Regions from separate parts of the Homo sapiens genome. Here region 1 is linked to region 2. A link is a loop called in an ENCODE intact Hi-C map of the cell type or tissue named here. Cell type or tissue: heart right ventricle. All regions are shown on one strand. Links, peaks and the distances in the headings refer to the core of each region. The heading gives the core; the rest is flanking DNA. Region 1 holds the start of A1CF (APOBEC1 complementation factor). Region 2 overlaps A1CF (APOBEC1 complementation factor).

Evidence for each region. Hi-C counts contacts between places; a loop is a spot of excess contacts. Peaks named below come from ENCODE experiments on the same cell type or tissue, not always from the same donor. Only the 100,000 strongest peaks of a DNase experiment are listed, where the experiment ranks them.
Region 1: it touches region 2 in a loop (27-fold over the local background); 5 of 110 quality-filtered maps call a loop at or near these places.

What each region holds. Positions count from the first base shown.
Region 1 is chr10:50,885,238-50,890,626 of GRCh38, forward strand. It overlaps A1CF (APOBEC1 complementation factor), which reads right to left and starts at 390. Exons shown (of 13, transcript NM_014576.4): 1 at 344-390. In heart right ventricle, for the core only: no CTCF peak of the experiment used is centred there; no DNase peak of the experiment used is centred there; H3K27me3 peaks cover 423 bases.
Region 2 is chr10:50,798,301-50,803,689 of GRCh38, forward strand. A1CF (APOBEC1 complementation factor) reads right to left here. Exons shown (of 13, transcript NM_014576.4): 13 at 1,109-5,389. Among named protein-coding and RNA genes, the nearest start is that of ASAH2B, 61 kb to the left of the region's middle. In heart right ventricle, for the core only: no CTCF peak of the experiment used is centred there; no DNase peak of the experiment used is centred there.

The DNA.
Region 1 (5,389 bases), core at 134-5,133, 87 kb after region 2:
GGTCCTAGGATTGGGACAGGCACTCAACCACAACTCTCCCTGCTGTCTGGTTAGAGCTAAATAAACTTCTCACAACATTGGCTCCACTCTTGAACCCTCCGTGGTAAGTCTACAGAAATTTATTAAATCCTGGCAGCTATCTCATTTAGAGATTATATAATAATTCCAATATATTCTTTTGTTTTCTGGTTGTTTCATTAGTCTAAAAACAAGCTAGATAATTCTTTGAATTAGGCTCGATAACAGAAGAGGGTAAAAGCTGTTTTCACTGCATTCCCACTGATACCACAATACACAGTTTCACAGAGTTGAAATAGAAAAAAGCAAAACACATGGATCATACCTGAGTAATTTCAGAGATCCCCACCCGGAAAAGGTTTCCTTGATTATGGCGAATTCAACGTGTCACTCGGGTTATGCTCTAATCGTCATATCAAACTCCAAAGGTTCAGTGGCTTTAGGTTTGGTTTACAATTCCTGGGAGTTAAACTTTAACTCACCCTGTCTCTTGCATCCATGCAGCCCTTTGACCAGATAATTGGGTCACTACAGCCCAGATATAATCTACTAAAACTATCTTTGTTATTTGTTTATAAAATTAAAATAAATGTTGTAAAAATGTTGGGGTAAATATTATTTTGAAGATATTTTATTGGCTTATACGATATATTTAAAAAGTAAAAACTCACTGCAATTGGATACCTAAGCTTTCCTTTATGTTACTTCCTTTGTTTTTTACTATGTCAAAGTGATATTATAGCTAAGGTAATTTAGGAGAATATTTCTTTGTTTTACACTTTTTATATCACTATATTACATGGAGTAAAGTGTGGAGTTTTAGGTCAAGTACGTAGATAAATGCTGGCTTACAAACAGAAAATACACAAAGCATTTATATAACAAAGTAGATAGATTTAGGCCAGATCAGGTTGGGGAAAGCATACTTCTTTGTATACAAGCTGCTCATTTAGATTTTAAGAGGAGGCCACTGTGTGAGAAGCACAATAATCAGCTACATACTGGGGTTATATGATAGCTGATGCTATTGTTCATTGCCTGAAATCTCAGTGGTAACTGAGTTTCTTGAAAAATAGAGAAATGGTGCTTTCAGAAATACAAACATTATACTCTGAGTTCTCTGGTAAGAGCTGTAGTCTACAGAAGAAATCCCTAAGGGTAATAAAGCCCACATTTAAAAAAGGAAGAAGAACCAAAACCTTCCTAATTTTGAGTAAATTTTGGTTTAAGAGCTTGGAAACCACACATTCCAAAACTAGAATTAGAGGATACCCCTACTTGCCTTTAGTTCTAGTAAAAGGAGTCTAATTTTCTAGGAACCAACTATTAAGAGAGCATTTTTGTCTATAGAAAAGCACAAAACAAGCAATCCTTCTATAATATAGACGCAAAGGAAGATCCATCAATTAAGCACATCTATGAATATGTAAGAGAAGAGATAAAAGATACTGTTGGAATGCTAGTTCTGCTTACAGTTTTTAGTTCTCAAACATGGAATTATTTCAGTTCTCAAACATGAAATGATTTACCATTTTCCCATAGCAATGGATGATAGAGTTTAACAAAAACACCCCAGGAACAATTGTTTTACCCCAGAATTGCTCCCCTGATGTTAGACCTAGAGAAAGCATTTATGCCCCACCCAGCTAGATAGCTGAATGAGGGACACATCCCTCTACTTCCTTCTTGGGAAGGGATTCCCTCACAAAGTAGCCCTGATGGTTTCCTAGTGAAAGCTCAGTCTGGGGTTGCATGGTTCCCAATTGAGTGGGGAATTCTTTGAGTTTGCCCAGTCCAATAAAGAACTGTTGATGTTGTAAGATGGACAGTTTTGAGAGGGTTTCTTTTATTGTTTTTTGTGATAGGGGCTTAGATGGTGATAAGTGGAGATGAAGAAAGGAAAGCTAGGATTTTTAGGCATCTGATGGAAACACCAAAACACAACAGGTAAAAGGAACGATATTAACTAGAGTCTCAGTCCATTCAGGTTACTATAATAAAATACCATACAAGGCTGGGTGTGGTGGCTCATGCCTGTAATCCCAGCACTTTGGGAGGCTGAGGCAGGTGGATCACAAGGTAAGGAGATTGAGACCATCCTGTCCAACATGGCGAAACCCCATCCCTACTAAAATACAAAAAAATTAGCTGGGCATGGTGGTGCACACCTGTGGTCTCAGCTACTTGGGAGGCGGAGGCAGGGGAATCACTTGAACCCGGGAGGTGGAGTTCGCAGTGAGCCAAGATCATGCCACTGCACTCCAGCCTGGGCAACAGAGTGAGACTTCATCTAAAAACAAAACAAAAGAAAACAAAAAGAAAACCATACAGTGGGTAGCTTCAACAACAAACACTTGTTTCTCATCGTTCTGGAGGCTGGAAATCCAAAATCAGGGTGCCAGCAGGACCCTCTTTTTGGTTATGTCCTTACATGGCCTTCCTTGGTGCATGCATGCAGAAAGAGAGATCTCATGTCTTCTCCTTTTTAAAAATAAGGGCACCTATTTTTAAAATGAGGGACCTAGGTCCTGAGGGTCATGAGGGACCTAGCCTCATGACCTACTCTAACCATAATTACTTCCAAAAGGACCTATTTCCAAATACCATCACATTGGGGGTTAGGGTTTCAACATATTAATTTTAGGAGAAACACAAACATTCAGTCTATTGTAACCAGTTATTAAAAACATGTCAGTTGCTTATTTGATGGATCCTGGCATTCAACAGGGCAGGACTACAATCGCATTAACCCAAAATCTGATGATTTCCGTAGGACAATTCATATATTACTCCTAACAGCCAGTGGTAGTAATGAATTTGGTAGTAATGAATTATTAGGTTATTGCTTTCTATTTTTATTGCTTTTGTTTTTTAAACCATTTTGTTACAAGGATAGGAATACACTGATCAGGAATAAAAATAAAAACAATGGATCAGCCTTTCTTTTTCTGAGGGGTACTTAGAGAGAAAGTCTCTGGCCCTGGGACAGAGAAACCAATCCATCAGAATGAGATCAAATTTATGACCTTGATCTCATCAGTCTAATCAAGAGAGCTAACTGTACCCAGGATGGCAAGATTTGCCTTTACTTTGTAAAAATAAACCAGTTTAGATAGTGGCTGGTAAATGTGAATTTTCTATTACTTTATTCTACAAACAATTACTGAGAAACTTCTCTCTGCTAAGTGTTGCATTAGAAAGGTGATTACTTAAAATGAGATTTGAGTCTATTAGTAGGCTATAAAATCAATAAAGTGGGTTGTATCTAACATATTAAAATAGAACAGAAAATATCAAGTGAATTGCATCTAGAAAGGGTAATACTGGCCAGGCGCGGTGGCTCATGCCTGTAATCCCAGCACTTTGGGAGGCCGAGGCAGGCGGATCACCAGGTCAGGAGATCAAGACCATCCTGGCTAACACGGTGAAACCTTGTCTCTACTAAAAATACAAAAAATTAGCTGGGCGTGGTGGTGGGTGCCTGTAATCCCAGCTACTCGGGAGGCTGAGGCAGGAGAATGGCGCGAACCTGGGAGGCGGAGCTTGCAGTGAGCAGAGATCGGGCCACTGCACTCCAACCTGGGTGACAGAGCGAGACACTGTCTCAAAAAAAATACAAACAAAAAAACCAAAAAACAAAAAAGAAAGGGGTAATACTATTTATGAAACTTTTTTTCTAATTATGTATCTATCTGTGTGTATTGGTTATGAAGTAAACTTTATTTTTTATTGTGGATCACAATTTTAAGCGTTTGGAAAATACTGTGCTAGTCTTAAGGGATTCAGTGGTTAACAGACCAGATGGAAGGTACACACATTAAGCATATACCCCAATGATTAACTAATTATAGTTGTAATAAGTGTTATGAAGGAGAAGTACAGAATGCTAAACAGAACATAAAACATAGGGACCTAACCTTGTGTAGGGCTGGGTGGGTTGGGAGGTACTTGAGGAAAGCCTTCCAGAACACAAGACATTTAAGCTGAGACCTGAAGGATGTGTGGATGGGAGGTGGGCATTCTAGTGAGTGGAAATAGCTCATAGGGATGCCCTGAGTTCGCATGAGTTAGGCACATTCAAAAAACTGGTAGAAGGTCGGTTGTGAAGGGCAAGAGGGAAAATGATGGGGAAATTGACTGGAGTAGGTAGCCAAGTCAGACGATTCATAAAGGGCCATCACTAGATTCCCAGCATTATCCAGGGCCAATGGGAAGGAAGTCACGGAAGCATCTGAAGAAGGGGAGCCACTTGGACTATTTGTGTAGATTCTGGGTGTAGAGTGGAGAATAAATTGCCATGGGATAACACTGCCTGCTTCTCTCCTTTTTTTTTTTTTTTTTTTGTTGTCTTAGAATAATTTTACTCTTGTACATATTCAAGTAAGTTGGTGATTTGAACTTGAAGGAGGCAAAGCATCTAAAAGAGACCAGTAAGAGGGGAGGTGGCAGGTGATGGTAGTTAAGATTAGGGTGGTGGCTCTGGGAAAAGAGAAAAGTAGACAAGGTCCATGAAATGTGTAGGAGGTAAATCATCAAGAGGATATGGGAACTGAGCAGGGCATGACATCTAAAGGACAAGTCTCAAATTACTGAATGCAGCCATTGGCTGGATGGTGATACTATTTGCTGAAATGAGAATGCTCAAAAAAGAAGAGACTTACAAAAATAGGCTATACCAGGTCCATAGTAAGTACTCATTCGGTGGTTGCAATGATCAATCATTCATACATGAAATATTTGGCTTATGGATTTTAACGAATCTTGCTTTCACTATCAGAGTACATTTAGGTAAAAATCATTAATTTTTGCTGGTGAAGGCAAAACGTAAAGCTTAAAAAAAAAACAAAATATAACTAAAAGTCAAAGATTACCAAGAATAAGAAGCTTCCTTCCCTGCCACCATCCTCCCTGCCCTGGCTCAATAAAAATATCTCTTGCAGGTGGATCATGAGGTCAGGAGTTCGAGACCAGCCTGGCCAAGATAGCAAAACCCTGTCTCTACTAAAAATACAAAAATTAACCAGGCATGGTGGCTGGTGCCTGTAATCCCAGCTACACGGGAGGCTGAGGCAGGAGAATCACCTGAACCTGGGAGGTGGAGGTTGCAGTGAGCCAAGATCGCACCACTGCACCCTAGCCTGGACAACAGAGCAAGACTCCATCTCAAAAAAAAAAAAATCTCTTCATTGATTTCAGTGTCCTTGGAATTCAACATTCTATTTTTGAGTGTTTGGTGGGTGTGTGGGTGGGGTTGTTTAATTCACTGGAAGGGAGCATTTCAAAGAATTGAAGGGCCACATCAGGCACACTGAGTAGTGCAAAAGCCTCCTTCTCTTTCCTTGCCTATTGACTAGAAAGTACTCTGATCCAG
Region 2 (5,389 bases), core at 93-5,092:
CCTACTTAATTTAAACATCACATCCTTCCTGTGATGTAGGAATTTGTAGCAGACTTTGCTAGTTTTCTCTTGGTATTCATTCTTCCGTTCTTTCATAGTAAAAGAATTTTTTTCCTGCCTAGATAAAGACTACATTTCCCATCTTCTCTTGCAGCTAGGTGTGGCCACATGCTTAAATTTTGGCCAATGTGATGTAAACTACAGTGTCCTGTGGCAGCTTCCAGTAGCTCTCCTAAAGGGACAGCTCGTGGGTGCCCTTCCCTTTCTTTGTCCTTTCTCTATCTTTCTACTTGGATGTAAATCTTAGGCAATGAGATCGAGACCATTCAAGTAAAGCAACAAAAGGAAGCCTATGTTCATGAAACTGTGAAGCACAGTACCAGCATTGTACTGCCCTTTGGGACTTTTGGGTAAGAGACAATAAATTGCTATCTTATTTAAACTATTGCTATTTGGGAATACTGTCACTGCCAACCAAACCTAGTCTTAGCTAATTCAGAATTCGGCATCAAGAAGTGGGGTGCTACAGGTAACAGAAGCTAAAATATGTGGTATTAGCTTAGGGCAAGCTTAGCAAACTTTCACTGTCAAGGACCAGATAGTAAATATTTTAGGCTCTGTGGGCCATATGTGGTCTTAGTTACATGTTCTTCCTTTTTTTTTTCTCTAAACCAGCCTTTCAAAAATGTGAAAAACATTCTCAGCTCAACCTTTTAAAAACATAACAGTCATTTTTAACTCAAGGGCCAACAAACATCAGGCAGCTGGATTTGGTCCTGGAGGAATAGTTTGCTCTAGTTCTTAGGGATCAGCAGATGCCCCCAGGCAAATGTTGATTTCAGGGCCCACTTACCTTTCTGGAGTCATGTTTTCTCAATATTTTAATTGCTAAGTATTTCTCTTGTCTTTTTATGGATTGAAAAATAATGCATTTAATTATTAAAAGTTGCATTTAATCTCAGAAGAGTGAACTTATATAGAAGATGTGAATCATGTAAAGAAGTTGTCAAAACCACATTGCAATTATGGATTATTAATATTCAGGTATTTACTCACAAAAAGAAAAAATTTTATTTTTAGGAAAGAAAAAATTAGGCACCAACTCATATTGATAATTTTTAAAACTTTATAATGGCACTTGAAAATTCAATTAAAACAATTGCATCATCCAGGAATTATACAATATTGCATTGTCTCTCATTTCATGTGATTTATGATTCTAAGATGCCCATTATGTTAATATCTTCCAAACCAAAGATTATTTTCCCAACAAGTGAATGGTGTAATTTTACTTAATATATTTAGATAGATCACAAAGTTCTATAAAACATTGTACTAAAGTACAAAAATAAGTGCTTTATGCACACTTTTTAATACTGTCTTTGTCTCTTTTTTGGTACCTCAGCTAACTAACTTCACATAAATAAAAATAATAACAAAAAAGAAAAGAAGAAAGAGATTGTTAAACATCTGGAAACTATAAATGCATTTTGCTGACAGCTTGCTTTTCATTAAGATATAGGGAATAACAATATCGGGCTGTATTGCAGTCAGAAACATAGAAGAAAAGGAGAATTCTCTGAAGGAATAAGAATAAAAATTCCAATGGTTACATTAAATATTTAAACCAGTGATAATGATGAATTGATTTAAATAGATTTATCTGTAGTCTGTGTGCCCAAAGATATCTTAGGAATTATAAAGAAAATGCCAAGTTTCAAAATAAAATTTACATTTGTAAAAAGGTATATATACTTTATTGCAAAGAAAGGCATGTCTAAGTCTTGTGATATAGATTTTAAAATTTTATAAACACAAATGTATTTAGAAAACAGAAATAGTTAATGGCCAAAATGTTTTCAAGTAAATAAAATGTATAGGTACCTGCTCATTAACATCATAAATCAGTAGGTGAATTTATCAATTCCATGTTTTAATTCTCCTTCTGGACCTCTAACTAACCTTTTTCTCCTTCTATTTTTGCATAGTCCTTTATATTTCTCCTGGGGGAAATATTTGAAAACTCATTTTACTTAAATAACCATAATAGGTGAAGTGTTAAATTCACCTTTTAAAAGGCTTATTGTATCAGTCCAGAGTTTGGCAATAATAGTGGAAACTTAAGGTTTAGAACAGAGTTGATTTATTTTCAGAATTCTAAGTGGCAAAACCTATCAGGTGTTGCAATTATATTCAATTTTGAAAAATGCAGAATGGACCATGGGACTGTGTGCCCCAATTAAAGAGAGAAGTAGGAAATATATGTATTTGTATTCACAGTTTCTGGTATAAGAGTAGGTGCATAGTAAACACAGGCTGATCATATATTCTCTGAAGAATAGATTTGAGGGTTAATAACAATAGAGCCTGTAAAACTTGTTTAATTTCCAATGTTAGTGAAGAGAATAGAGGGAGGGAAAAAGGGAAATTTTATGAAAAAGGAAAATAATCTCTCAATGTTATTTTCCATTAAAAATAATAAAACCTTTATATGACGTGATGTGAGGATTTTTCGTGAAGAATGGTTGATGAACAATCATAATGATGAAATCAAATGCAAGGGAATTAGTGTTGGAGCAAATTTGTGAAGCAGAAGGAAAAAAGGCAATATCCTTTTTAAGGTGAAGGTTAACGTAAGACCTGTCTGTTTTGGGATAGAAGTAACTCAACTCAAGGAAGAAAGAAACCAATAAATGCTCTAATACCCTACTAGTGCCCTGTGGATCTCTACAGACCAAGCAAGTGTCCCCAAGAGCTATCTTTTGTCTTGCCCCACCACCTAACCTGGCATAATAATGACTAGCTTGCTCTGCCATATGAAGGCAGAACTCAGGACTCACAGCCCAGGGGTTATGAGAGGAAAACTAGGACCAAAAATAGGCTGGGTAGAGAGATAGTTGGACAGAAAGTGGATTGATGGAGATTTCAGAGGAGGAAGTGATCCATTCTTCTCTGTTTACTATGACCCTGCTCAGTCAGAAAGAAGTAGCTAGGCTCTTTAGTTTAAGCTGTTATCTGCTTTGGAGAAGACAAAGCCAATTCTACAAAATTAAAAACAACAAGAAAACAACAACAACCCATAAAGATGGTGGGGTGTGTGTGTGTGTGTTGGGGGCAGACACTGTATAATTTGTTGTCTAAACTGGGACACGTTTGGAAATAAGAGGGATCATTGTTAATATTTATAGAAGGACAGCAGACCTAAGCCAGGACTGTCCTGGAAAACCAGAATGTATTGTCACCTCAGAGAGACATTGGTAAACCCTGAATGGGGCTGATATTCTTCATTCTCCAAGAAGGCCTGTGGGCAGCTTACTTTTTTAAAGATACTGTTTCTTGGTATCTCCTATTCCCTTAGACAAAGTATCATTTGTGGAAAGAGAACAAGCTGTATTCTTCTTCTTGAATTTCTCTCTCAAAATAGGAGAAAAGTCTGTAAGGGGGAGGTAGGTACAGAAGAATTCCATATTTTATTCCAGGCATCTTCAGATGAATGAGGTATTTTGGTTTTCAGGTTATTTTCCCTTTCTAAATTGGCTATGAATTTCATTATTAGTGAGAGTACAAGGTTTTCTTTTAGCTTTCCTACAAAACCAAGGAGAACTGGGGGCACATAAAGTTTGCAATCTCCCACAAATGAGCCTACATATACATTGCTATCTATATTAAACCTATGCATTCTATTTTCTGTATAAACATTGTTGGACAACATGGCTTTAAAAATGTTGGACATTTGGAGGGCAATAGAGTATTCTGTACCCATTTTTCCTTTAATAAAAAAAGCTTAAATATTTTACTTTTTAAGAGAGGGAATGGGAGTCAGAAAAATCTCATTTTCCTTAGTTTCACTCATTATAGCGCAACTTACTTTGTTTTTCTAATGTTGGCAAACACAAACATAGAGCCTGGTAGATACATTACACTTTCTATGAATATGTTCTAGTAAAATTCAGAGCATTTTCAAGATATTATTTGGGCAAACTAAAATTTCAAAATCAAATTTGACAGTTTAACAAAACCTGATTGACAATGGTTGCACGTCAGGTAGGAATATTTACTGCCTAGTTTCTTCCTGTCTTCCAATAAGTATATACAAAATCTTAAGTTATCCTATTAACATTTTCTTTTTAAAAATATTTATCCAAAGTTTCCTTGTAGTGCTATGTTAGAAACTTAGTTTTATCTTTAACAGATGTATTTACAATATATGAAAGTGTATCTACAATACATAAAAAGTGCCAAGTTTCTAGTCTAATTTTTAGATATATTTTCTTCCCCCTGGGAACTTTTATATGAATGCAAGAAGAGAATAATCATGACTTTATGTGAATATTGAGCACATAGTTCATTTTTTGTTGTAAGTTACTTTTAGGAAATCTTAGTGTTAGAGTTGTTCAATAATAATATACTTTATCAAACTTCATAGGTTAGAATGCAATGAAAATTTACCCCGAATATTAACTTGATTGCCCTTTATTCTACAAATGGCACACCTAAGAACCTCCCTGTCTATGTGGATTCTAACTGTGGCCCAGTTGTCCAAGACAGAATTATAAAACGGTCATTTAGAATATAACAAAAATTAATAAAAATGGAACATTATATTGATGCAATATTTTGCTAATCTATGCAATCAGAATAACATTTTTTCTAAAAAATACTTTTAAGTAAAATAAAAACCAATTTCCTGCACAGCTATTATCAGTATATACTTATAGTTTAATTTCTATTCCATCATGAAAAAGTTAAGAAACTGTGGTTTGGAAACAGGTTCCTTTTTGTTAGATATTTATTTTTGCTTTTTTGGAGACAGGGTCTTGCTCTGTCACCCAGGCTGGAGTGCAGCGATGTGAACATGGCTCACTGCAGCCTTGCCCTCCAGGCCTCCAGCAATCCTCCTGCCTTAGCTTCCCAAGTAGCTGGGACCACAGGCCCACGCCACCACAACTGGCCAATTAAATTAAATTTGTTTTTTTTTTTTTTGTAGAGGCGGAGTCTCTCCATGTTGCCCAGGCTGGTCTTGAACTCCTGGCCTCCAGCAATCCTCCTGCCTTGGCCTCCCAAAGTACTGGGGTTATAGGCATGGGCCACTGTGCCAGATATTTTTTGAAATCCATATTTTCTTGACATGAGGTAGCTTTTTAGCAGCATTTCGGGTGCTGTTCCCCAAACATAGTGTTGTTTGGCATGATACCAGATTGGAGGATATCCTAGTCATCTAGGAGAATTATATTTTGTTGCAGTTGAAGGTGCTGTTCTAGATATACTAATGCAGTGGGAGAGAAATAAAGCAATTTGAGAAGAGGCAGCACTTTTATAGGAAAGAAAATAGATACCCAATCCCATTGCTGATCAATTTCCTCCTACTTAAGCAACATTAGGCTGATTT